Linked DNA regions of Homo sapiens: region 2 is linked to region 1. Evidence: read pairs that join two places in POLR2A ChIA-PET (ENCODE). Cell type or tissue: A673. All regions are shown on one strand. Links, peaks and the distances in the headings refer to the core of each region. The heading gives the core; the rest is flanking DNA.

Region 1 (12,123 bases), core at 996-5,995:
GTACAGTTACTGAAGTTCTCCCATCCTACTAATTTGAAAGCCATAGAAGGCATTTCAGATTTCACAAGAAGGAGCTTAGGTGAGTATATTAGGACCCTGGTCAAAAAGCCAGGCTGCAATCACCTGCAGTTTTTGTTGATTAATTTACCTACATGGAGTAAGTAGGCCTCATCTGATGTAGGTAATCTTCAGCAAGGGGACCTCAGGTTTTATGAGACTGTTGCTGCAGACTGATTGTGTGTTGACTTAAGACAGTTGTTCCTTAAGCTCTTTTTCAATTTAGCCTGTTTTCTCTTTCCATATTGCTATTCATAATATTTGGGGTTTGATATGAAGGGATTCCGGCTATTCAGTGACTTGTATGCGTCTTGAAAAAGTAGATTCTTATGGCTAGGGAATTTTAAAGGTAAAGGAAGCTGCACCATAAAATTTCCTTCTTCAAATAAAGTAGATCTGAAATGTTGGCCTAGATATGCTCCCATCCCAGATTCCCGATTCACGTTTAATTTTCAGAAGCCCTTTGACTTTTAATTACTATACTAACAATCATGTGATGATCCTTGACCACAGTTTGACTAGGCAACATACAAAATAGGGAATGAAGGAGCTGCAGTCCTTAATCCCTGCAAGGTTATGGGGATATATTTATGTCTGGAGAAAGATGCTTCATGTATAATCTATGGCATATGCAATATATGCATAGATATATTCAAGGCATTTAGTTATAAATGTACAGGCTTTAATTCCTTCAGTCATTTGCTCCTTGTACCTTTATAGAGATAACAGCTTTTGGGTATCTCTATGCATGTACACGGAGAAAATGACTGTGTAAAATAGTTATTTTACATAGACTAAATTTACATTACTAAATTTTATGTAAAATGACAAGACTTTCAGAGGAGGTGCATTCAATTGAATGGCTTTGATTTGAAAGGGCTGCTTTTAAAAATCCTTTAGGCTTTGGACCTGGTCATCTCATTCAGCTTTTTCTTATTTATACTGTTGTTTTAAACCTACGCTAGCACGCAATTCTAGAATTACAATAACTTTAGGTATCCAGGCAAGATACCTAGTATGTTGTAGGAAGTGGGACTGTAAGAGGCTAGAAAGAGGTGGAAGGAGGCGGGGACTTGGCTTGTAGGCGTTGGCGGTGGTTGTTTTTTGTTTTTTGTTTTTTTGCTTTTTTAATATTGCTTCTAAATCCCTGAGTGACGTTAGAGGCACTGGTTTGATGTTTATGGGCCTAATGATTGCTGCATTTCTTGCAGGTGAAGATATGGTTTCAGAACAAACGCTCTAAGTTTAAGAAACTGCTGAAGCAGGGCAGTAATCCTCATGAGAGCGACCCCCTCCAGGGCTCGGCGGCCCTGTCGCCACGCTCGCCAGCGCTGCCTCCAGTCTGGGACGTTTCTGCCTCGGCCAAGGGTGTCAGTATGCCCCCCAACAGCTACATGCCTGGCTATTCTCACTGGTACTCCTCTCCACACCAGGACACGATGCAGAGACCACAGATGATGTGAGTTGCCCAAGGGAACACCCTAGGGAAACGTCTGAACAAGGAAAAGAGGATCCGGGACCTGCTTGTATCTGCGAAAAGGAGCCAAAGGAGCAGGCTTAGGAGAGCTCATAAGTGTGGCAAGAAGCCGACTAGGCTCATTCTCTCTCCCTCTCTCTCTCTCTCCCTCTCCTTTCTTTTTACTTCTTCCTTTCCTCCATTCCTTCTTTCTTTCCTTTTCCTTTCTACCTTTCTTTTCTTTTTGCCTTTCACCTTTTTTCTCATTTACCTTCTCTCTTGAGCAACGTCAGTAATTGATCTTGCATCTCAGAGAGAGAGAAAGAGCATGTGTGAGAGAGAAACTGGTTTCTATGCCAGCACTCCTGAAACCCCTTACTGTAAGGATATTTTCTCTTACCCCTTGGGATCCAGGCTCTGAGTCTCTTCTCTTTGGGAGTATCCATCAAAATGACTTTTTTTAAAAACAGATTTTCCCCCAACCAGAAGAATCTGCACAAACTTGGCAGCGTTTTTACTTGTTTAATGAGTTTAAGACATTACATGGTGAAAGAGAAGCATTTTGGACTCCTGCATTTTTATTTACCATTCCCAGACTGACGAGAAAAAGAAAATTCCTCACATAACAGCCCTTCTCTAAAGAAAAAGGAAAAAGTGGCTGTAAGATTAGAACATTGCTACAAAGGGAATGCTGCATGTTTTATCAAAATGCAATGACCAGGAATGATGGTTGATTAAAAAAAAACAAAACAAAAACCACTCTTTCCCCACCCCACCCCCCCAAACCCTGAACTGGAATCAGGAAAGACGGAGGAAACAATCAAAATCACCATTCTATTGCTTTGACACCTTTACTAGGTGAATTGGTGGCATTCACAAAGCTAATAGGGACGTTTATATCAAGAAACATTTCTGTATATATTGTTGAATTTTAGTTGTACATATACTTTGTATGTTTTTGTCTTCTTTCATATATGGAGTAAAAGCCACAAAACGCTGAGTGTCTTGTATATTTCTCTCTCTGTGTGTCTCTGTCCCTCTCTTTCCTCCCTCCTCCCTCACTTCCCTTCCCCCCATTAAATTTTCTATCACCCTTAAAAAAATTCCTATTTCCTAATATGGGAAGTCATATGTATATATATGAACATCAAGTGCCTGCAAAGATGTCAGTTTGCACACTAGCCTTTGTCTTAGGTAGTTTAACATTAACCATGGATGTTCTTTCAACTTTCTTTACATATTACGTTTTTATTGTAATTTCTACACATTTACCTATGTTTTAAACATTAGAATGACCTATCCTCAAGTTAACTTCTAGACATCACAGTAGTTTCTAGTGCTGAAACTGAGTATTCTCCTTTCCCTTTTCCCAGCCAAAATAATACAGCCATATTTGTCTTTGTTTGGATGCAGTTTTTTAAAATATAGGAAAGAAAAAAATAGAGAGTAGAGTGCACAATTATGCCTACTTAATGTTTAAAACCCATTGCCAGCTAGCTAGGTAGGAAAATGCACTATGCTGGATGAAATACATCCTTCCGATCTTGGGGAAAGCACAGAAATAATGAAAATGAAAAGTCCTTTCGTCATACAAGCAGGAAGCCCCATACTGCGAGAATTAATGGCTACAGACCTGGGCATCCTTCAAATTATGAACCTTGAAACCACTGAGCCATTTATCAGAAGTCAATAGAGATACTCAGAGTGCTCCATATAATGACAGCGACATACAGTCGTGCAAAAGGACAGTCACTATAATTAGACACAAAGCAAAGACTACTTACCAATATACCCGTTCCTTTTTTTGTTGAGCAACTTCCACGCTCAGTCAGTCTTCAGAATGGTTTAAAACCGATCAGTCTTGTCATTTTCTAGCATTCGCATTGTTACATTAGGAAAAATGTTTTCTTTTCTTTTTTCCCCCTTCCTACTGTGAAACTTTGGGTTCGTAGCTCCCCAGGATCAATTCTGAACAAAGCCTCCAGCTGCAGTGCCATCCAATTTGAAGCAGACATTGGGGACAATTTAAGGTTTTTATCCACAAGAAGGTTTTTTTCCATTCTCTTAAATGCAGCCATAATTAGAGTAATTTTTCATGTAGCCCGCTGATTACAGCGTTTTTACCGTCAAAGATAATTACCTGTAATTTTCTTCCACTTTTAATACTAAAAAGCCATCTTTATTTAGATTCAGGAACAGGAAAGGCGAAACAAAAGAGGGAAATTATTCTGTTATTCATACACAAATTGCAGAGACGTAGGACCTAAAATTGAAAATTAACCAAAATTATAATGCTGAAAAGAATGGAAGAGGCTGCAGAAGTACAGCTGGTAGTGGGGCTTTGCTGAATTATTCAAATTACGTTAGGGAGAATGCTACCATACATCGAAACCAACACTAATTTTTCGTTAAAAAAAATTCACCAGATGCATGCCAAACCACTGTGAGTGCATAACATTCTGAAACCCGGCAAATGCATGTTGACATATTCGAGGTGTTGTCATGATGCATTTGTATCTATCTCTTTATCTCTTAACAGGAGTTTAATTAAACAAGAAATTCTGCCAAGTAGTCCCCCCCACCCCAGACTGCCCTTGGAACTGGGCTTTCTCTGGATCCTCTGAACCTTAAGGGTTAATATTTTTACTCTTTAGAATGTATTGACCCTATGGTAAGCGGATTCCCGAGGGAGGGATTGGTAGGAGGGGCGTGGGCGAAAGGCATCGCCCAGTGGTGGTGCCTACGACGCCTCCCCACGTTCGGACTTCTCCAGAGGTTGCAGAGTTCGAGCTGTGGAGCCTAGTTCTGACCGTATTTCCTATTTAAAAAGAGATAAAGTGGGGGAGAGAGAGAACAATAGCTGGGGGTGGGGTAGAGGAGGGAGGGGATGAAGAGAACGATTTCTCTTTGGCACCAATAAACATCTCATTATCTTTTGACACAACTTAGTCAAAAGGTTTCTGCCGCCGGAGAAAGGCCTTTTTGCACTGGAATGGAAAACCAAAGATTTCTCAGGCACTTAACATCTCTAGTTGCTTACAATGTCTACACGGTCAGGAAACAGAGTCATCTATAGATAGAACAGCACCGCTTCTTGCTGGAGACTTCCTTGGTGCGTCCCTAAATCTGGGTTTTCTAGCTCCCTAGCTTGGTTCTGCGTCTCAGCCAATCATGCCCCTCCAACCCCAAGGTCGCAGCGTTTGTTCTCGGAGGGCAGTAACTCCAAGATCCGCATAGCCTCCCCCTCCCCCCCGCCCCAACACACCAGCTTGAGGCAAAGACCCTGAAAAGCAGCCTTGAAGGGGTTCAGAGGCCAGTTATTCCGGAAACCTTCCCCCAAGTGGAGGAAAGATGTCGAAGGGGCTTCACCGTCCAGAGATTCATCAGACTACACCTGCCTTTGCAAATGTCCGCATACCTGTGGTTCTAAAGGAGCCCCGTCGCGAGCTCCGTTTGATATCTTGTCGCCTCAAAATCTAAAATCATGGCCACGTGTAAAGACCTCTCTGGATTTACCTAGGATTAGCTGTGAATAATAATTTTCAAATAGATTTTAGCTTGGAATCTCCAGCAGAGTCTCTCCACACCTTATAGAAACATGGTACTTTTCGCAGGCTCCAGTCACAAGCTGCACCAAATACATCAACAACATAGAAAACAAGAAAGACAAATCGAATACTTAAGGATCCCATTCTCACTCGAATCCTTTCACTCAACAGAACAACAACCCTTTTTACTGTTAGAGGGGATAAAAGGTCAGCATAGAGAAATCTATAAAGCAAAGTTGTAGCCCATGATAAATTACAACGGCAACATGTATCTTGGAAAGTGTGAGAAGAGAAATAAGAACTGTTCCTTGAAGTATGCAAGAAATAAAAACTTACCCTCAGTGAATATCTCTTAAGCAATGATCAGGGTTTAGAAATCTATACTGAACCAAAGCACAGGAGAATATTTTTCTGAGTCTCAGGGCAGAAGCTCTTTCTCTATATTCTTGGTTGAGTGAGCACATCCAGGTGTGAAATTGTTTGCACACCCCAGCACCTCTTATATTGCCAGCAAAATTAGCTGTTATTACTGTCACTGTTTAGTGATGGTTAGCGTGGTACAAAAAAAAAAAAAAAAAAAAAAAAAACTGCTGTAATCAAGACCTGGCGCATCTTTGCAAATTACAGATAATTGTAAACGTCCAGATTATGATAATAGCATCCTAATCCAGCCTGCAATATAATTATTACAGAGTGTTACATCTGAAACTGTCCAGTAGGGCTAATTCAGCCATTATTTAGACCCTATTTTTGCACTGCAAATGGGTTGCTGAGCTGAAAATGTACGATTGTAATTTCACAGGGCACTCAATGAGTAATGGTATAGGAAGAGGAAAATACAAAAGTGAAATGTGAACAGTAGCGATCAAATCAAACCCTGAAGGACAAAAGACTGTTTGATTCATATGGAAAAAGAAGAGCGAGAATTAAGAAAATAGCAAATCAGTGGTCTGAAGCATTTCATGTCCAAATCTTCAATAGTGCAGGGCTGATGTGTTTGCAAGGGCTGCTGCATCTGCTGCTTGTCTGGAGTCTAAAATAATTTTTCTTTTTCTTTCTTTTTTCCAACCCCCTGTCTTTTTTTCCCCCTTCTCTCTCCAGAAACATTTTCCTGTTTTAAAAATGTGTCCCTCCCCCAAAGCAAAGAACATTTGTCAGTTTCACCATTGTTTCCACAAAATCGCCTGAGAGTGTGCCTGTCACTTGTTTATGAACATTTTCTTAAATGAATTTGCTGTCTCTCTTGTTATCCAAGCAAAATGCCCTTGGGCACTTGTGTTTCTGCCCTCTGTCTTCATTCTCTTTCAGCAGGAACTAAGTCATAGAATCCTAAAGGATATTAGCAGAAAACGTATTAATTGCTGCTAATTAAATATAGCCGGCTGGGAAGCTGTCTTCTCCAGTTGGCTTGGCTGGCTATTGGTTTTAATCCTATCATTAACTTTTATTAATTAACATTCCCCCCCCCCCATATAAACCAGTCCAGCTGCTGCTTTTGCTACCTGTCACCAATGTGCTAAAATGAGCAAGGTCAATCTTATTAAAATATAGGAGGACCAAAGAAGGAGGGAGTTAGAGCAAGAGAGGGAGAGTTAGAGCAAGAGAGGCTGGAGACAGGCTGGGGGACTATGCTGGTCCCAGAGTCAAAGAGCTCTAGGGGTTCAAGCTGTTTCTTCCAGGAGGATGAACCCTGCCCTGGTGGAGGGTTCTGGAGTCTAGTTCTGGTTCCTGGTGGGGACCTCCTAGTCAAAGATACCTAAAGCCCATTTATCCCCAGGAGCTCAATTTTCCCACCATGAATACAGAGAATTTCCTAGGCATCTTTTCTAGCCTCTGGGCCAATGTGTGTCGACTCTCCCTCCTCCCACCACTTCACAGACCCGGGAGCTGCCCAACCAGGGCCACCCTGCAGGATGGCAAGCAGGTTTCCTAGCTCTTGTGAATTTAAGGGCAATAATGAAATGTCCCCTGTTTAGTGACCCCTGTTTATAGATGAAAGTTGAGTCCATATCCTGCTCTTCCTCCGCCCCTCTTCCCTGACCTTGCAAATGGCAAGTGGCAGAAATAGTCCTGGATAACAATAAGCTTCCATTGGCAGGTTTCTGTCTTCTTGGTTAGCGAGAGAAAAAAAAAGCCTTTAAAATAAATCATAGCTTGGGAACTGTTTACCACCCTTCACCCTCACCCACTTCTTAAAAAAAAAAAAAACACTAGACTGCATGGTGAAGATCCCACAGAGAATCCTTACCGAAGCTAGGAGAGAGGGAGGGTATGTGTGTAGAATGATGTTATAAAGCCATTTTTTTCCCTTCCTGTGGTGAAAGGTCGTAATGTGTGGTATTTCACGGTTTTATATAAATCTTGGTTTAGGATGTGGAACAGACTCAATAATACATGTGCTTTTGGCAAAGAGACTCCTTCGGATCCCATAAATCAGAAGTAAATAAGAAGTCCAAGTGAACAAAAGAGCAGGAACATTTAATTGATGCAAAGCAGGACTCTCATCTGCTTTAAAGAGAGGTTCATGTAAATTCCCTCAGTTCCTATCTTCACGGTTAGAGCCCGACCTATAAAACAGGTTATTACATTACAGCCGGCAGCCTTGGATGATTGAAAGGAAAGGCTCCCCACCCCAAACACACACACACACACACACACACACACACACGCAATAGATACAATGTATACTTTCTGCCCTGAGGAATCTAAAGCCTGTCAGATGCAACAGAAAACGCTGGGGGTTGGCGCGGGGGGGAAGAGACAGGGCTGCGTAGAAAATATTTAACCAATCCCACATGTGCCACCGCTATTTGGGCTATTTTTAAGGCCCAGAGTTCGCTGCGACTGGGCTGAGGTTGAAAAAAACCAAGCACTGTGTGCAAAGACCGCGGGCAACCTGGGAGCGCGAGCCGAGGCCGAGAGCAAGCCGCAGCGCCCCCTCCCCAAGCTCTGGAGCGGCGGGAGCCTCCACCGGCTACTGTGGGAGGGGGTGCTTAAGGGTGGAGGAGCTGGGTGACCGCAGGCGGATCCGCCGGCGTGGCGAGCTTCCCAGAGGTGCCCGAGGGCGTCTGCCCTCTGGGTGTGCCTCCGGGAGGGCTAGAGAGCTCTAGGTTGGCAAGATCCCAGTGACCATTGGGAGGCGCGCGATCCAAGGGGTTGCAGGGATGGGGCGGAGAGGAGGGGCGGTTGGGTAGCCTAAAGGTCCCTCTCCCAGAATACAAGGAAGCGCTAAGAAGGAGGATGTGGGGGCAGTGTTCCAGCAGGCATCCCAGGCTCTTCCGGCTGGAGAGCTCAGGAGACTGAGCGGTGTCAAGGCTGGAGTGAGCTATAGGGTGCGCTGGGAGGAGGTGAGCGCAGCCTGGCTTTGGCGCGCTGTGGGTGACTCCCAGGACGGCGCGGCCAGGACGCCGCGAGCCGTGGGGCGTCCGGTGGGATCAAAGGAACCAGAGGAGGCCAGCCGACGCGTCTGGGATTGTGGGATAAGGGGCGGGAGAGAGGAGATTGACATGGGCGGGGAGATCCTGGCCTGGCCTGTGTCACCGGAGGGGGTTGTGTGCGTTTGTGTCTTTGTGCGGATCAACGCTCTCGGGCCTGAGGCCGTGCCCTGGGTGGATCCGAGTGTGAGTGGACAGGCTCCCGGGTGGGTGCCCAGACGGGAGGGAGAGCGAGCGAGCGAGATCAAGGGCAGCGAGGTCTGCGGGTTCCTCTGTGTGTGTGTCTCAGGCCCTGTGGCTCAGCACTGGAGCCGCCTGGCACCCACAGGAATGCGGCTTCTCTCGGATCCCCAGGCCGCCCCTTGTCCCACAAGGAGGTGGCCGCCAGGAAAAAGGGGGGAAAAGGGGCAGAAATCCGCCTAGCTCAACCCGAGCCTCAAACAAAGGCCAATTTATCTGATCTCTTACAGGATGGCCCAGGAGGTGGTCTGGGCACCGAAGAATCGCGCTGGCCCTGACCGCATGCCCCAGCCTTCCTGGGGTTTGTGAGGAGCTCTGAAGGTGGGGGTGAGGTGTTGTAAGTAAGGGGTGGGGAGTATGAAGACGCCCACTGAAAAGAACATTAATCTTAGAAAGGACTTGATTCGTCTTGGGAGCACTATACTGAGAGCTAGGCAAGTGGAAACCGGAAGGGGCAGGCAGAGGGGTCACCCAGTGCGATGTCAAGAGTGGGGCCGGCTGGTCCGGGAATATGCTGGGGAGTGGAGCACGTTTATATTCGACGTAGGAAAAACAATGGAGAGGAAGAGAAGGTGGAAGGGAGGGCAAGGGAGAGAAACATCACATAGATATTTTTAGACTTTGCTGAAGATCTGTTATTTTTACATCCTTGGGCTCGGGACGGCAGGGAGTTAAATTCCCCTGAGAGAATCCCCATGGGGCCAGGGAAAGCCCGCTGCAGACTGGTTTACCAGAATATTTTTGTCCACGGCTCCCAGACCAAGCTAAAAAATAAAAACCGCACGAGAGAAAAGGCCTTTGCGAGTGGAAGAAGTGAGGTTGGCACAAGGGAAGGAATCCTGAAACCAAGTCTGTGTCCGCGCGGCGTTGGTCTGGGCCACCTCGCAATGAGGCTTTAGTGATCTTAACGACAAGCAGCCTCAAAGCTAGGGTGGAGGAGTGGTCATTTAGAAAGAGCTTCCCTCTTTCTCTAGAAGAATCCGAACCCTCCCTTCCCTCAGCTCGGCCGCGCCCGGTGAATAGGGATGAGGAAGGGATCCCCCTTCTTTTCCACCAGTAATGGGGCTGGGGAGTTGATAGGGACAGCTGGAAAAATATCTGCCCTCTTTGTGTGCACAAAGGAAAACAGTATGTTCCAAGCACATTCTTGCCACTCACAGGCAGCCAGTAGGTGAGAAATATTGGAGGTGTGCAGTGGGTGCGCCCTCACCCCCAACCTTCCCAAACACGCACCCCTTGGCAGGGAGAGGCGTCCGCGCAGGGGAAAGCCAGGCGCTGGCACACCGCGGGCGCGGGTTTCTCCCAGTCGGAGTCGCCAGAAATAAAGCGCTAGCTCTCGGTGTAATGGAAACTCCCGAAATCCTTACAAGCAAAGAAAGAAAAGCAGGAAGTGGATATCTTCATCTCTTCCCCAATCCCCCTATTCTCTGTGAGCGCAGAAAACAAAATGGGGCACCCTTTGGCTTCCCGCCCCCCCCCCCGCCCCCCGCAAACCTTCCTATTGCCCCCTCTTCCCCGCACCCAGTGCTCCTTCCGAGAAAGTACGGCTGGAGCGGACTGGGGAGACGGAAATATTGAGTCGCGGCCGCTGGGGGTGCCGGAGGAGGGGTGCACAGGCCAGGCTGCCGGGCGTAGTTCTGCCTCGGAGCCAGGCTGCGGGATATGTCTAAAGAGCGGTCAAAATACTGATTCCTCCAAGAAGCAAGCTGTTCCACACTGGCGGGCCTGGTAACTCTTCTAGAAAAAAAGTAAAGGAGAAGAGAACGAAAAAAATAAAGGAGGTGGAAGGGAGGTAGGGAGAGAAGAGGAGGAGGAGGCAGGCAGAGAGACAGAGAAAATGAGAGAGAAAGAGAGAGAGAGAGGAGAGAGAGACGAGACAGAGAGAGAAACATGTAGGTAAGGTAAATTCCCCTCAAGGCACATAGCGTGCCTTTTCAGGTCTAGTCTCCCAACCCTGGAAGAGCCTTCTGAGAAATCCTCAGTGACAGGATATAATTTTTTATGCTCTAATCTACCCCCACTTTAAGAAGGCTCTTTTGTCACATTTATTGCTGCTGACTTCCTAGCTGTAAAATATTTCACATGCATCTTGTAATTTCCAACCCAACATTTTCCTTCGTATCCTAAGGAAAGAGAGTCTGGCCCACTGAAGGACGGCCAGACAGAAAGACACCTACAATTCAGGCCTGGGTCTTTAGGTGCAGTGCATAGCTCTGGTCATGCTGTTGGTATCTACATGCAGGAGTGCAAGAAGAAGGAAGGGACACAGGGCACAGCTGCAGCAAGTCCTTCCTCTCTGTCCCAAAGAAGGCTTCCCAAAGGAGAAATCCTAGTAAACAGATTCTATTTTGCATCATTTAGAACCTGTTTGCCACTGTTTTATGTAAAAGCAAAACAGAGGAAGCTCCTTCCTGAAAAAAGGAAGGCGGGAAGGGAAATATTAAGAGTATTATCTCACACAAAATGAAATCAACACGGCGCCACAATGCTTTCATTCCTTCCTTTCCCCAACCCTGAAGTTCCCTCTTCACAATATCTGCAATGTTTTCATCTCTCGAAAAGAGCCGATACATTTATAATCATACTCCAAAGAGTCCAAGGTTCTATCATTTGCCATGCTCCAAACATTTTAGATTTTTAAAAAATGTAATAGGTGTGAGGCTAGATTTCTTTTTCATTTTCTCATCTCTGGAAACTCCCTTTGAAGGGTAATTTGTCTAATTGCTCTGGCACTACACAGAGGCTGATGGGTGGGGGCGCTTCTCCAAGATAATTGCTTTGAGCTTAGAATTCAGAGGGGTTATTGAGGGATTTCTGTTGCCTTCTAACTCACATACAGGGTGAGAGGGATGTATTTTTATTTCAGCATTACTTTCTACCTGAAACAATTATGAGATATGGCAGTACTATAAACATGCCATATATATTATATATATATATGCACACACACACACAAAGTATAGCATTGAACATATATACATATACAGTCTGCATGCATAGAGCCCCGACTTCTGTTTTCTTTTTTGCCTTGTTGGATCTCTGCAGAGCTTGTCCTTCTTTAGTTGCCTTCAATAAAACTTCACTAGCCAGTTATCAGAGGGGCAGAATGAAGTATTTTTCAGAAACATTCCGCTTTTCATGGTCGAAATAATTTTATTTATCCAGAATATACAGTTTAATTCCTCTATCTACACTTATTTACATGGCTAAAATAACATTGAAAAAAGTCTTTTGAAAAGTTGAGGTCATAGATTTCAAGGCACCATTGAAAGTGTCCACAGTTGCGCAAAAAAAGTCCTCTGTAAAAAAAGGGGGGGTCTTTTGAAATGCAATAACTTACATGCAAAAAAAAGCTTTACACATGAATCTTTTTCAGTTTTCCGAACTT
Region 2 (12,123 bases), core at 4,326-9,325, 920 kb before region 1:
GTTAAAAAAAAAAAAAGCCTTTTCTCTCTCTTTCTTTTCTTCCTTTCTTCCTTTCTTCCTTTTCCTTTCCTTTGTTTATAACAAGTGTAATTGTGGGAGAGAAATACACATGAAGACATGCTCAGAGATACAATGGCAGAAAATAGATAAAATTTAAAAACTCTTTGCTCTATCTCCTTTGCATACACATAACGTCCCTTAACTCACTTAAGATTGTATACAATATTATTTTATCCCTCTTTGTTGTATTCTAAAAGGACTGAAAAACAGATTAGTTTAACAATCTGTTTTATATTTTAAAAGGCCTTTTGGAAAGTCTTTATTTTGACTTAAATGTTATATATATACACACTATATATATGCACACACATACATTCATACACACTGTCTCTATGCAATAAGGAAACACAATATGACATATATACAGAATTTTCTGCAATAAAAGTGATTTTACAGCTTTTGGACAGAATTACTTGAATATGACATATTTTGTGAGTAAATATGATTTTACAAAAGTTACTTTGGCTGATATGTGGCTGCTAAAATTTCTTTCTAGGATGCTATCATCATTTCTAAATTGTAAAGTGTTGTTATACTCATATTTGTACTATCGTACTGGCAGGTCAGGCTGGTTTTCATTTTTATGTTATTGCCCTTACTTTTCTAAGTGATATTACAGACTATAGAAATGTCTGCAACTATAGGCCAGTCTCGCCTATTGTCTGGAGTCTAGACAGGCTATAGAAAAATCTCTGTGACATATAATAGGCCAAACAATTTGTAGGGCTGTTTATCCCTACAAATTCACTACCAAGAAAAAGAAAGGATATACTATTTTATTGAGAGTAGGTAATATTACAATCTCTAGCCCTTCTCTGAATGACCGAAAATCAGGATAAGCTTATACACTTGAAGAGTTCTTTAGGTATTGTTTGATCATATACAAAGCAATCTATAGCTCAGAAAAACTCAGACTTAACAAAATAATTGCCTTAACTGTGGTTTTATAAGTATTTTTATAAATTATATTTATTTGGGTAGAAGGGGAACTTTTGTGTTTCTCTTTGTCACCACAAAGCTTTATTCTAAATCGCTGAAGACCTCGTCTGTAGAGGTACAATGTACTAAAAGGAAAAATGACTTCCCTACATCTGAGGCTTAGCTGCAGCCCACTTCTGAAAGAGGTAGATCCCTTAAGGGCAAATGCTGCCATTACTGTGATTACTATAGGATCGTTCACCAGCCCAGAACTGACAGAACATAACTGTGCTTAAAGAGAAGTGCACCCTCTAGACAAGTACCTTCTCAGCCTTCCAAATCACCTAAACTGCGGAAGGCCAGATGGAATGCTTCATGGCAGGGTGGCACATTTGGAATTAGAGGTCTGATCTAAGGCTGGTGCATGACTGACTGCAGGAAGGGTCGTCGAGCAAAGAGCTATTCAAGAAGAAACAAATAAGGTATTGAAGACTAAATTGCCAGTAGGCTCTGCCACCACTACCAATATTCAAAATTGGTTCCCTGGTCCCTATTAAAACGAAACTCATAACCACAGTCATGCTGGCCTTTAGATAGAAAACCTTGCTTTGTAGAACCCTCTAGAAAGAAGACAAAATGCTCTTAGATAAGCTTTGTAATACAATCTGTATTAAAAAGTAGATGGTAGGTTTTTTAGAGCACACAATGTTGGTCCATTTTCCTCAGTACGTTGAATACATGTCTGTGGGAAGACATCTCATATTCATTCTCCCAGTGTTGATTTGAGGAGATTTTTTTTTAGGCTGGGGAGAAAAGAGGGGCCTGTAGGCTAGCTTTTGCCAAGACCTTGTTCCACAAGTGAGGCTGTCTTGAAGAGTATAGGACCTGTGCAATTGCATAGGGCACCGTGCTTAGGGGAGCCCTGAGCTTGGGTCATTGTCTTAAAATTGTTAAAAATTTGTCAGGAAGGAACGCCACATTTTCATTTTTCACTGAACCCTGCAAATTAGCCGGTCCTGTCAACTAGAGTGTTACTCTTAATGCCACTCATGAGGCAAATCAGAAAAAAAAAAAAATAGGCCTTAACCTAGATCATTAGGAAGAAAGAGAAATCTGTAGAAATGTAGTTAAATGGATGGACACACTACAATCTTCTCATTACCTGTTTCTCTTTTTTTTTCTTTTCTTTTTTTTTTTTTTTTTGAGACGGAGTTTTGCTCTTGCCCAGGCTGGAGTGCAATGGCACACTTCTGCCTCCCGGGTTCAAGCAATTCTCCTGCCTTAGCCTCCTAAGTATCTGGGATTACAGGCGCATGCCACAACACCCAGCAAATTTTTGTATTTTTAGTAGAGACAGGATTTCGCCATGTTGGCCAGGCTGGTCTCGAACTCCTGACCTCAGGTGATCCACTCGCCTCGGCCTCCCAAAGTACTGAGATTACAGATTTGAGCCACTGCACCCTGCCTCATTACCTGTTTCTTAAAACTACTTAAAAATGTTTAATGAGAAGGGCCACGACTCTACATTATAAACGTCAAGGTACATATAGAGCTAAAGCCGTACTGGAGATCCCAATTCACCTCCCACAACCCTCTTTTGATCACATCATAATTTTGCCTGAAAATATATTAATAATATAATTTGGGGAAAGATCTCTGAGATGCCTACCCCAGTTGGAGTGGAGCGGGACAGGCTTTCTCTGTCCACACCATTGTTGAGAACTCCCTGAAGAGAGACTGCTGTGAGCACTGATGGAAACATCTCCATTCAAGCCCAGGTAGTCTTGCCTTCCTGTGAGCCCTGGCACTCCCTGATTAGGGCATTGCAGAAAGGGACTCTGGTGTTACCAGTCACTGACAGTCATCTGCCTCATCTCCTGTCCCAGCTGAGGCTGCAGCTGCTGCAGGGAGCCCCAGCTCAGTACCCCCATGACCATGCCTTTCTCTTATTATGTACAATTATCCTCTATGACTTTTAAGATGATAGCAGAGAGCACAGTGGCTTGAATCCAGATTTAGTGGTGCAATTTATTATGAACTTCTGAAGGGGTAAACACAGGATTGTGTATGAGCTCACTGAAATCACCAGACTGAGTTTGTCCATCTCCCTTTTTTTTTTCTTTTTGTTACATTTAAATGACAAAGACATGAGTAATATCCCACAGCCTATGACTCAAGAGGTAAAATATAAAACAGCAATGTTTTCAGGTAGGTCACATGATGCTGTGTTTATATAGCACACATTTTTGGTTGTTTGATTTCAGCATTATATCTGGAAAATACACTGTACACATTTATTTTCACAGATAGGGGTCTATTTTCTTTGCAGAGCAGGTGCTGAACTCCCATTAGCATAAATGGAAGTTATGCGAATCTGAATCTGACAAAAGACAGAGAAGACCCCTTTTTATTATTTGGCTATAATTTTTACTCTATTTGTGCCTTCAAAAGTTACTTACATAGACAGTGGTTGCATGCACCATTTAAATTTTCTGAGATTCAAAATTAAAAATGAGCCTAGCTTCTGAATAAGTTTTGAGAAATCTCCAAACTATGGCTTGCAATTTGTTTGTTTTGGATTGTAGGAAGGATTCCATTCAATTAAATGAAACATGGGTAGGATAATAAGTCAAAAATTAACTATTAATATACCTGAAAACAGAGCTATTGTTGGATTTTTTTTCAAATGATGTATGAACACACATTTTAAAGAATTAAAAATAAAAACGACTCATTGCCATGTCTCCATTACTGAAGAGCAAGCTTTTCTATGCATATAGAGCTGACTTCAACAGCACATAGGCCAGTATGTATAGAATTATTCACGTGTCCTGATGATTGATAGCCAGCCTATCTACCTGTCTTTCTTGCAGATGTGTTTTATAGAAAGCCCACCGCCATTGTTAAGGCTTCAGTGCTGTCACACAGATGCAGCTGTCATAAATATCCCCTAACAACTATGTTTGCTGCTTATCTGAATTAGTTAGAATGCTGTTTGCAGCTCCAGTTTTGAAAGAAGCAGTTTATCTTCCACCTCCTATTATTTCTTTTTCCATTAACCTCTTCCAGGGAAGATTTTGTTTTCAGTTGTGATAAATTCACACAGGTTTCAAATCCCTGATTATATTTTACAGTAGTCAAATGATAAAATTACAGAATCATTTTCAGCTCAAAGTAGGATTTGAAGAATAAAATGGAAACTTAAAAACCATGGTTTGAGAGACGGACAAATCTTATCCTAGCTTTATTGATTTGGTATCCTATTCACTAGTTACCTAAGAAAATATGCATAAATCTTTAAATTTGAACTCTGAACTTTGATAGCATTTCAAATAGCTTGTTTGATACGACTATTTGGGGGCCAAAAGAATAGTATTCATTTCATTACAAATTTCAATAAGTATAATACATTTGACATTGGATATATGGGCTTTGAAAAATTCTTGGAAAAGAAAGATGTGGGTTAACATGAGAGATCAAATGTAACACTGCCAAAAAAGTAAAACATGATTTTAAATGTCCATTTGAATATATTTTAAAGCCAAAACGAAAAATCAAGAGAGAAAAGTTTATTTGTAACGCCAACAGGAAGAATGGCCTACACAATATATTTTAGAATGATGGTCAAGGTGTTACATGTAAGAACTGTTAACAAGTGCCTCAAATAGTTTCATAGCCAGCAAGAATAAGAATAAAAAAAAGAGATTCAATGGGCCATTTTTTTATGCTTTCAACAGTAGTTTGATGTAGTGGCATGTGATAAACTGGAAGTACTGGGAGCTAAAAAGGGTTTGAGTAACACAAAATAAATACAATACAATGATGATTTTTAAGGGGAATCACACTTAGGCAATAATAGTGTACTTTGTGGAACTCCTTCATGTTTTCCAGTAATACAGGGCCTACATCAATTCTCCATAAGCAGCCTGTGCCTTGAATATAAATAATTCTCCTCCTTGAGGAAGTGGGCATACGAAACACAAAATTGAAAAGTTAAACTTAGATTTGGGAGGTTAATTCAAACAAGAGTCCCTTAATAAAAAGAACTGCATTTGCAATCAGCCAGTTTTAATAACCGTGCTTTATGAAGGCCTTTGTCCCCTGAGCAAGGCAAACCTGATTGCATGGCTCGGTTTTTGCAGCCTCCAGAAGAGCACAGTTGGTCTCAGCTTAGCAAGATCCAGGTATGATCATCTGAATCACTGGTGTTTCTCATTAAATGAGTGTGGCCATTAATTTCCTAGATTCTTGAAGGCCTTTGCAAGTACTGGCTTATTCTTAGGTGGATAAACAATATTATTTTCTTTAGCTGATACCAAATACTTCCTTTGATTTTCTCTCCTTGAAAAAGAAAAGACTTAGGCGTAAATTCTTCCAGTGATACCAAACATCCAGATAAAATGTGAAAATCCAAATACCTGGTTCTGTCGATAACATCTAGATAGCAGTTGATGGCATAAGAACAAAGCATCAAGCTTTTCAACTGGATTTTTCAGTTTTTACTTGAATTTTTAGTGTTACAGCCCCAATGCTGTGCTATTAAGTCAAGGGGCACCAAGATATATTTGCATGGGCAGATTTGAGATGCTAATAAATATAATTATGTAAAATAAGCCACTTTGAAATAATATATTAATTCATTTGTCATAACAAATTATATGTATTTGAAATTAAATATTTTGGGTAAAATCTATGATTGTAATTTTGGTATTAACTTTATTTCTTCTGGGAAAAGTGCTTAATTTAAAAAAGAAAAGGCGCAATTAATTCCAATTAATGTTGTAAGTATTCATCTTATAGTACGTGTAATAGCTGTGGCTTTCACTTTGATAATTATATATGTAAAAGACCATGATTAAACTAATTATTATATAAATAGTGTGCTTATTCAGGTAGCATTAGTATATGAAAATGGACTTATAGGATTAATATCTTCTCAAGCAAATGTTTTTTCTGAATTGAAAAGAAATACTTATGACTTCATGTATTATGGAGTAGTTGATTCAATGAAAAGAAAGCCCTAATATCTAATATTATAAACAGCAAATTAATGTGTGTATAGTAATTTCAAAATTCAATGAAGTTCATATATTCTCATTTTGGTGATAAATGATCTATGAATATAAACCTTCTGAAAGAAGAACCAGTTTGTATAACTAATCATCTTCATGATTCTTCTGTGGTTTCAAACTGTCATCTTCAATGGCAGTTTGGATTATGAAGCAGTTGTTAATTATAGTGTTAATTTTTTTATGGCTGACAAAATTGTGTTTAGTTCTATAATTTCAAAATTGCTAAATTTTATCTTGAAAAATTGCTGCTTAGAGCAGTAGCCTCAAATCACAGCTTTAAAAGCTAAATGTGAAGTCTCTCCAATCATCTGTGAATCGAGATTAACCCGGGCCTGTACAGAATGGAGTTGTTTCTTACATGTGTATGTGTGCTACTGTTGGCATATCTAAAATATAATACATAATCAAATATCTGCTTATTCATGTTTCCTGTGTAAATATTTATACACCACGTAGGTCGGACTTGAAAAGCGAGGAAGTGAATGAATCATTATATTTCACTTTCAAGGAAAGCTTACATGAATTTTTGAGAATGTCAGCTATCAGAACATCTTTTAAATTTTAAAGCATGAGTTACTTATCATTTAAGAAATATCCAAACTGCTAACATTGTAAAAGCAATTTCATACTTTTAACCTAGTAGATAAATCAGTGGCCCATTTCTAAGCTCTTTCTCCTAATAGTCAACCAATAGTTTCTCAATTCAGATTAAATTTTTTATTTGTATTGGTCTCAGCATTAAGGTCCCTTAGATAGAAAGTGAACATAAACTAATATTTTCAAAGTGAATAAATAAATAAGAAAGTGAACACCTTCTAGTATGATTTAAAAAAAAAAAAAGTTACCCTTGTGACTTAAAAAAAAAAATTCAGATTGTCAGCCCTCCCTTGATTATCACATTCCTCAGCTTCTTTTTTAACCTTTGGAAGACCACATCCACAGAATTGTACAAAAAGTGGTTATTTGACAATTGTCTATTAAAACACAATAACCCAGTCTAGCAAAGTGCCTGGCACAAAATAGGCACACAATAAATATTTGATGGGTGAATGAATGATTCACATGTGAAAATTTGAGGAAAAATTAAGGGAAAGCTTAATTGTTTAGAGCATTCAGGATGTAGCCTCCAAGTTGGCTACAGATTGATGCACAGGAAAAAAATTACTTAACTGTAGTTGCACAGAAAAGGATATTTAGAAAATATCTTTAGAAAAGAGTACTTACCCTTCCCCCCAATCTCTTTCCCAGTTTCCCTCCCCTCCTGTGCTTTTAAAAGTGAGCAGTTGGCCACTAGTGTAATAAAAGCATAACCGTTGATTCAAACAGTTGTCAAACCACTGGAAAAATGCTTCCTTTTCATTGTGCTTTTTTTGGACACTATAGATATGGTAAATCATGAACTGCGTTATAAAAATACCTCTTTTGTGCCCAAACATTCAGTAGGAGGGAATGACATTTCTTTTATTACCTTGGTAAATGTTTTTAAGGTGTTTAGCAATAAGCCTTCTTTTTGTCAAAACTGCTTAGACGCAGTGGTTGCTAAGAATTTATTAGAAAACCTATAGTTAATAATATCAAGAAAAGAAGGGATATGTGTTTAGTAGCTAATATGACAGTTGAGCTTGTGTAGCACATGCTTTTGCTTTTTCCTACCATTTTCTTGATCTTTTGTGTTATGGAAAACAAGTTATTCATGTTTAGAAAGTTTATTTTTCATTATTGCCCATCAACCAGCGTTTTTAGCATTTTCTCCATCTTTTGGGCAGAGAAATAGATTGTTCCAAATAGTAGGGAAAAAAATAAGGCGAAAAGATTTCTGAGGAAAGAAGGATGATAAGATTTTAATACAAATGTGAAGAAGACTATTCATCTTTAGGTCTTTGTGAATTAACTCTTTCTTCGGATATTTGTTGTTGTTGTTGTTGTTGTTTTGTTGTTGTTTTTCTTCCACAGGTAAAACCTTCAGAATGTTGTCATGCTTCCTATAATGCTAAATTTTAACATGAAAAATATTTTACATGTTACTTTCTTAAGATAGTGTTTAAGGAGAAGGATATATATTTCCTTCTATATTCGCTGGCTTATTGAAATTGATAGAGACCCATATTTGTTACTATTTACTTGACTTTTATGTCCTACTTTTATTTCTTTCCTTAATTAGGTGGTAATGGATTTTTTAAAAAGTGTTACTGTAAAAAAAAAACGTGGTAAAAATAGTAAAAATAAACCACTCCTTTAAAGATACAAGGGAAGAGACCTTTGGCAGAGAGGTCTGAAGCTTCATGGGTGGATGAGGGTTCCCTTAGATGGGATTTCCAGATGAAAAGAAATTAAAAAACAATCAAATACCATCTGACCACCATAGGTAAGAATGTTGCTTAATTTTACAGAAATTTGTACCTATTGACTGGTAATAGCAGACTGTGCTGTACAGAGACTAATGTAACTCCTACTTTGTCGACTTCTTTGAAACTGCTCTAAATAAGTTACATACCATATATCTTTTTGTGGTAGAACACTGTAGTATATTTACACCCTCTGTATATTGCATTCTAACTTGGAATTCTGGTCCGTGGTTTCATCCATTGTTAGCTGCGATGCTAGACTCTCCCGGGAGTTAAATACAGTGGGGCTGTATTTATGTGAAGCGGGTATGCTTGGTCGTTCAGTGGCTGTTTCATTGCATATTACCTCCCACTTTGCTCCCATCTGTGTGTGTGGTAAAGGGAATTGTCCTAAAAAATACAGGCTTCCTCTGAACACAGACATGTATTTGTATACCAGTAAGTCAACAATCTCCTGAATTTGGGTGCCATTAATAATTGTCCTTTTTAAAAGGCTTTTAGAGCTTAGAGGGGGTTAGCAGTCGTTCTGTGGAAACCGATGTACATTTCCACATTTTCTGTAAATGCATTAAAAAATAATGTGTATTAAAGTGAAAGGAAATCTGTAAGATATCTTTTTAACAGAAAACTTTAATTTTTAGATTAATACAGAGATGAATTGTCGTGTATCTCTTGGAAATCAATGGTTAACATGATAGTCTCACACACTTTTTAAAATTACTTCATCTAATTGAAAAATTACAAAGAGGCTGATGAGCCACACATCCATGGAATATTTATCTTGAAACCTAGAGTCCTACTCACTTAATGTCTTGGCCATACTTCATGTATCTGAGAAACCAACTGAAATCAGAGCGCTTTTCTAACGTCTTAATTATGCAAGATTTTAAAAAAAGAAAACTAAAGTAAGCAATACCTGAGACAGATATTTTTACTATGAAAAATATTGCACTGGGATGGTGAAAGTTACTGCAGATAATGCAGCTATTTAAAATTATTATAGCTGCAATTACTAAAAAATGAGGAAGGTTTGACTGAGAACTATTCAAAATAGTTATTAGCCATGTGATTATAAAAAGGAACACATGAATGATATTTGCATGTTTAACCCTGGTTATAAAAAGTCATTTGATTTTTTTAACAGCATGTACAGCAGTTACAAATCCTTACAACTTTAGGTAAAAATGAAGAATCCCACTGTGGAAAGTGCCACAAGGAAAGAGCTGGATTAGGATGTATTAGTCACATGTGAAAAATAAAAAATATGTATGTGCATGTCTACATATGTGTGTGGATGTGTATAGTTACAATAAATACTTATATTTTAAACTTGATTTTTAAACCAACAATGGAAAGTAGCAACTCTGAAAGAATTTTTCTTGTGATTTGAAAGAACTCTTTCCCTGTCCCCCGTTCATGAAAGTTAGCTATTATTAAAAGCCTGACTACTTAGGAAATTATTTGTGTGGGTATTTCAGACATAAAATGTGATAAAATATAAGGTATACTTCTAAAAAAAAAAGTACAGCTCTAAATAGGTGAAAAGAAGAAAGAGAATATGCAAGGAAGAAAGAAAATAAAAAAATTGGAAGAAAGGAATAAACATTAAGAAGGAAAAACAACATCATGTATTCAGGGTTTATAGTGTACAAGCACTGTGTTAAGCTTATTACATTTTTTTGTTTTATTTAATATACAGTCCTAGAAGATGGATCTTACAATTTGTTTCACACAAATGAGGAAGTAAAGATCAGAAGTGTTAAAACCATGCATTCCCTAAAGACACACAGCAAGTTAATGGCAAATCTGGGAAAGAAACCAGGATCTGGCTGGTGAAGCAGAAAAAAAGTCAACCCTGGCTCCATTCTCAAATGTTATTACTCCACAGTCTGTGCCTCCCTTTAGGTATACAGGACACCCAGGCAAGGCGAGCAAGGGTTAGACTGATAAGTTTTTCAGGGGTGAGGTGGGACCGGGTTCAGAGGCAGCCTCCAGTCCACTCAGGCAGAGAGGAGGGGACTGATCCCTGACATGGTCCGAGAAGTAGTGGGGTAGCCTGGGTGGTGGGGCTCTGGGAGGCTAAAATGATACATTTTCATGAATTTTTCCACAACTTTTGCACTTTTGCTTTTGCTTGTAGACTTTTTGTCTTCCAAGAATCTTAGAAGATTTAAAACAATCTTTACAATCTTTGAGCAGGTGATTCAAAACACATTACCTGCCTGCCCTTCTGTCATGGAATGCTGGCATTTCTCAAAGGGGTGAGTCTTGATTGCCCCACACTAACAGGTGAAGGTTATGTGGTCTTTAGCAAATCATTTAGCTCCCTATACTGTCCTCTCCTACCTGTTAAAGAAAGGTCTACGCCCTGCTTCTTAACATCCTCACATAACAATCAGAATTAATTCCCAAGGAAATTTTTTTAAAAAACAGAAAAATACTGTAAAATTGGTATGCATGCCACAAAACGTATCATTTTGGGGAGCTGTTCAATTTGACTGACAATTTAAAGAAAAAGAATGCATGACAATCCATGATGAACTCATAGTACTTTCTTTACTTTGATTACCTTTCTCATGCTCTCCACATCTCTGTTGATGAATGGGTCAGATATCATCATCCTTATTTTACAATTGAGGCAGTGAGAGGGTAAGTGCCTGACCGTTGCCAGCAACCAAGATAAGAACAGGACTTGAGTCTCCTGTCCAAATCTGAGGTTCATTTTACCTCTTTCTTATGTCCAAATTGCTACCTCAGTAACTACCTTTGCCCTTAGTTTCATTGGCTGTAAAAATGGGATTGTATCATATCTATAAAAGGTGATCTCTTTTAGAGTTAAGATTTTATTATCTCAGGAATCTGAGCCTCAAGTACTTTTGGCATGAAAATGCTTTATATGTTTAGCAAAAAATTAGAAAACAGTCATTGAATCAGGAGATGGACTGGCTGTTGGTGAACTCAGTCGATGAAGCAGTTGGAATATCTGAGTCATCCCTAACCTATGATGCAGACTTCATCAGAGATGAATCTGGAGGCAGAAAATGTTTCCAGATCCACATTGACTTAGAACAATGCTGGGAAATTTTTGAAGTTTTTTTTTTTAATGGTGTTCCCTTAATTGAACTATACATTTTTAATTGGTCAAAATAACTTATGATCTTTTTTCCTATCACAAACATAAATTGTTTGGAAATTATTCTAAGCTATTATTCTCAGAGAAAAAATCCATAGTGATACTCTAGATTTAGCCTTTATGCCTTAATAGAAACTTGAAGAGATGCTGAAGCAATGTTATTAACATGCCATTTGCCTCCCTGTTACTTGCTTGACACACAACAGATATCAGGAAATGTTACAGTTGTCACTGAAGGAAGGTAAATTTTAGGCTATTCACTTTTTAATGTCAGTGAAGTTTTTTTAATGCCAGTATTCACACAGTTTGACCTACAAAAAACATAATTAATTTTTGTCTGTATTTCATAGTCTTCATATTCCAAAATGATTCACTACTGTATCTTTAATTCAAACACAGTGCCTGACATATAAATGGCACTCAATCAATGCTGATTGAATGAGTATTGAATACATTTATATGCAAGGTAGGACATGAGAGCAGTCTGTTCTGTAAGAAACATGAACAAAGATTTTTCCTATTTAATGATTAAGATAGTGTTGGATTAAAAAATCTCCTAGAGAAAATCATAAATGCATTTATGTTCTTGAGCCTA

What was found. Peaks named below come from ENCODE experiments on the same cell type or tissue, not always from the same donor. Only the 100,000 strongest peaks of a DNase experiment are listed, where the experiment ranks them.
Region 2: POLR2A ChIA-PET joins it to region 1 with 15 read pairs; 4 of 35 experiments call an interaction of 5 or more read pairs at or near these places.

Annotation. Positions count from the first base shown.
Region 1 is chr7:97,008,528-97,020,650 of GRCh38, forward strand. DLX6 (distal-less homeobox 6) reads left to right here. Exons shown (of 3, transcript NM_005222.4): 3 at 1,269-2,513. The coding sequence ends at 1,520. DLX6-AS1 (DLX6 antisense RNA 1) reads right to left here and starts at 5,538. Exons shown (of 3, transcript NR_015448.1): 1 at 5,398-5,538. DLX5 (distal-less homeobox 5) reads right to left here. Exons shown (of 3, transcript NM_005221.6): 3 at 11,869-12,123. In A673, for the core only: no CTCF peak of the experiment used is centred there; DNase peaks (open chromatin) are centred at 3,194 and 3,904; H3K4me3 peaks cover 1,211 bases; H3K27ac peaks cover 2,931 bases; H3K27me3 peaks cover 3,097 bases.
Region 2 is chr7:96,082,279-96,094,401 of GRCh38, forward strand. All of the region lies in intron 16 of DYNC1I1 (dynein cytoplasmic 1 intermediate chain 1), which reads left to right. Among named protein-coding and RNA genes, the nearest start is that of MIR591, 130 kb to the right of the region's middle. In A673, for the core only: no CTCF peak of the experiment used is centred there; no DNase peak of the experiment used is centred there.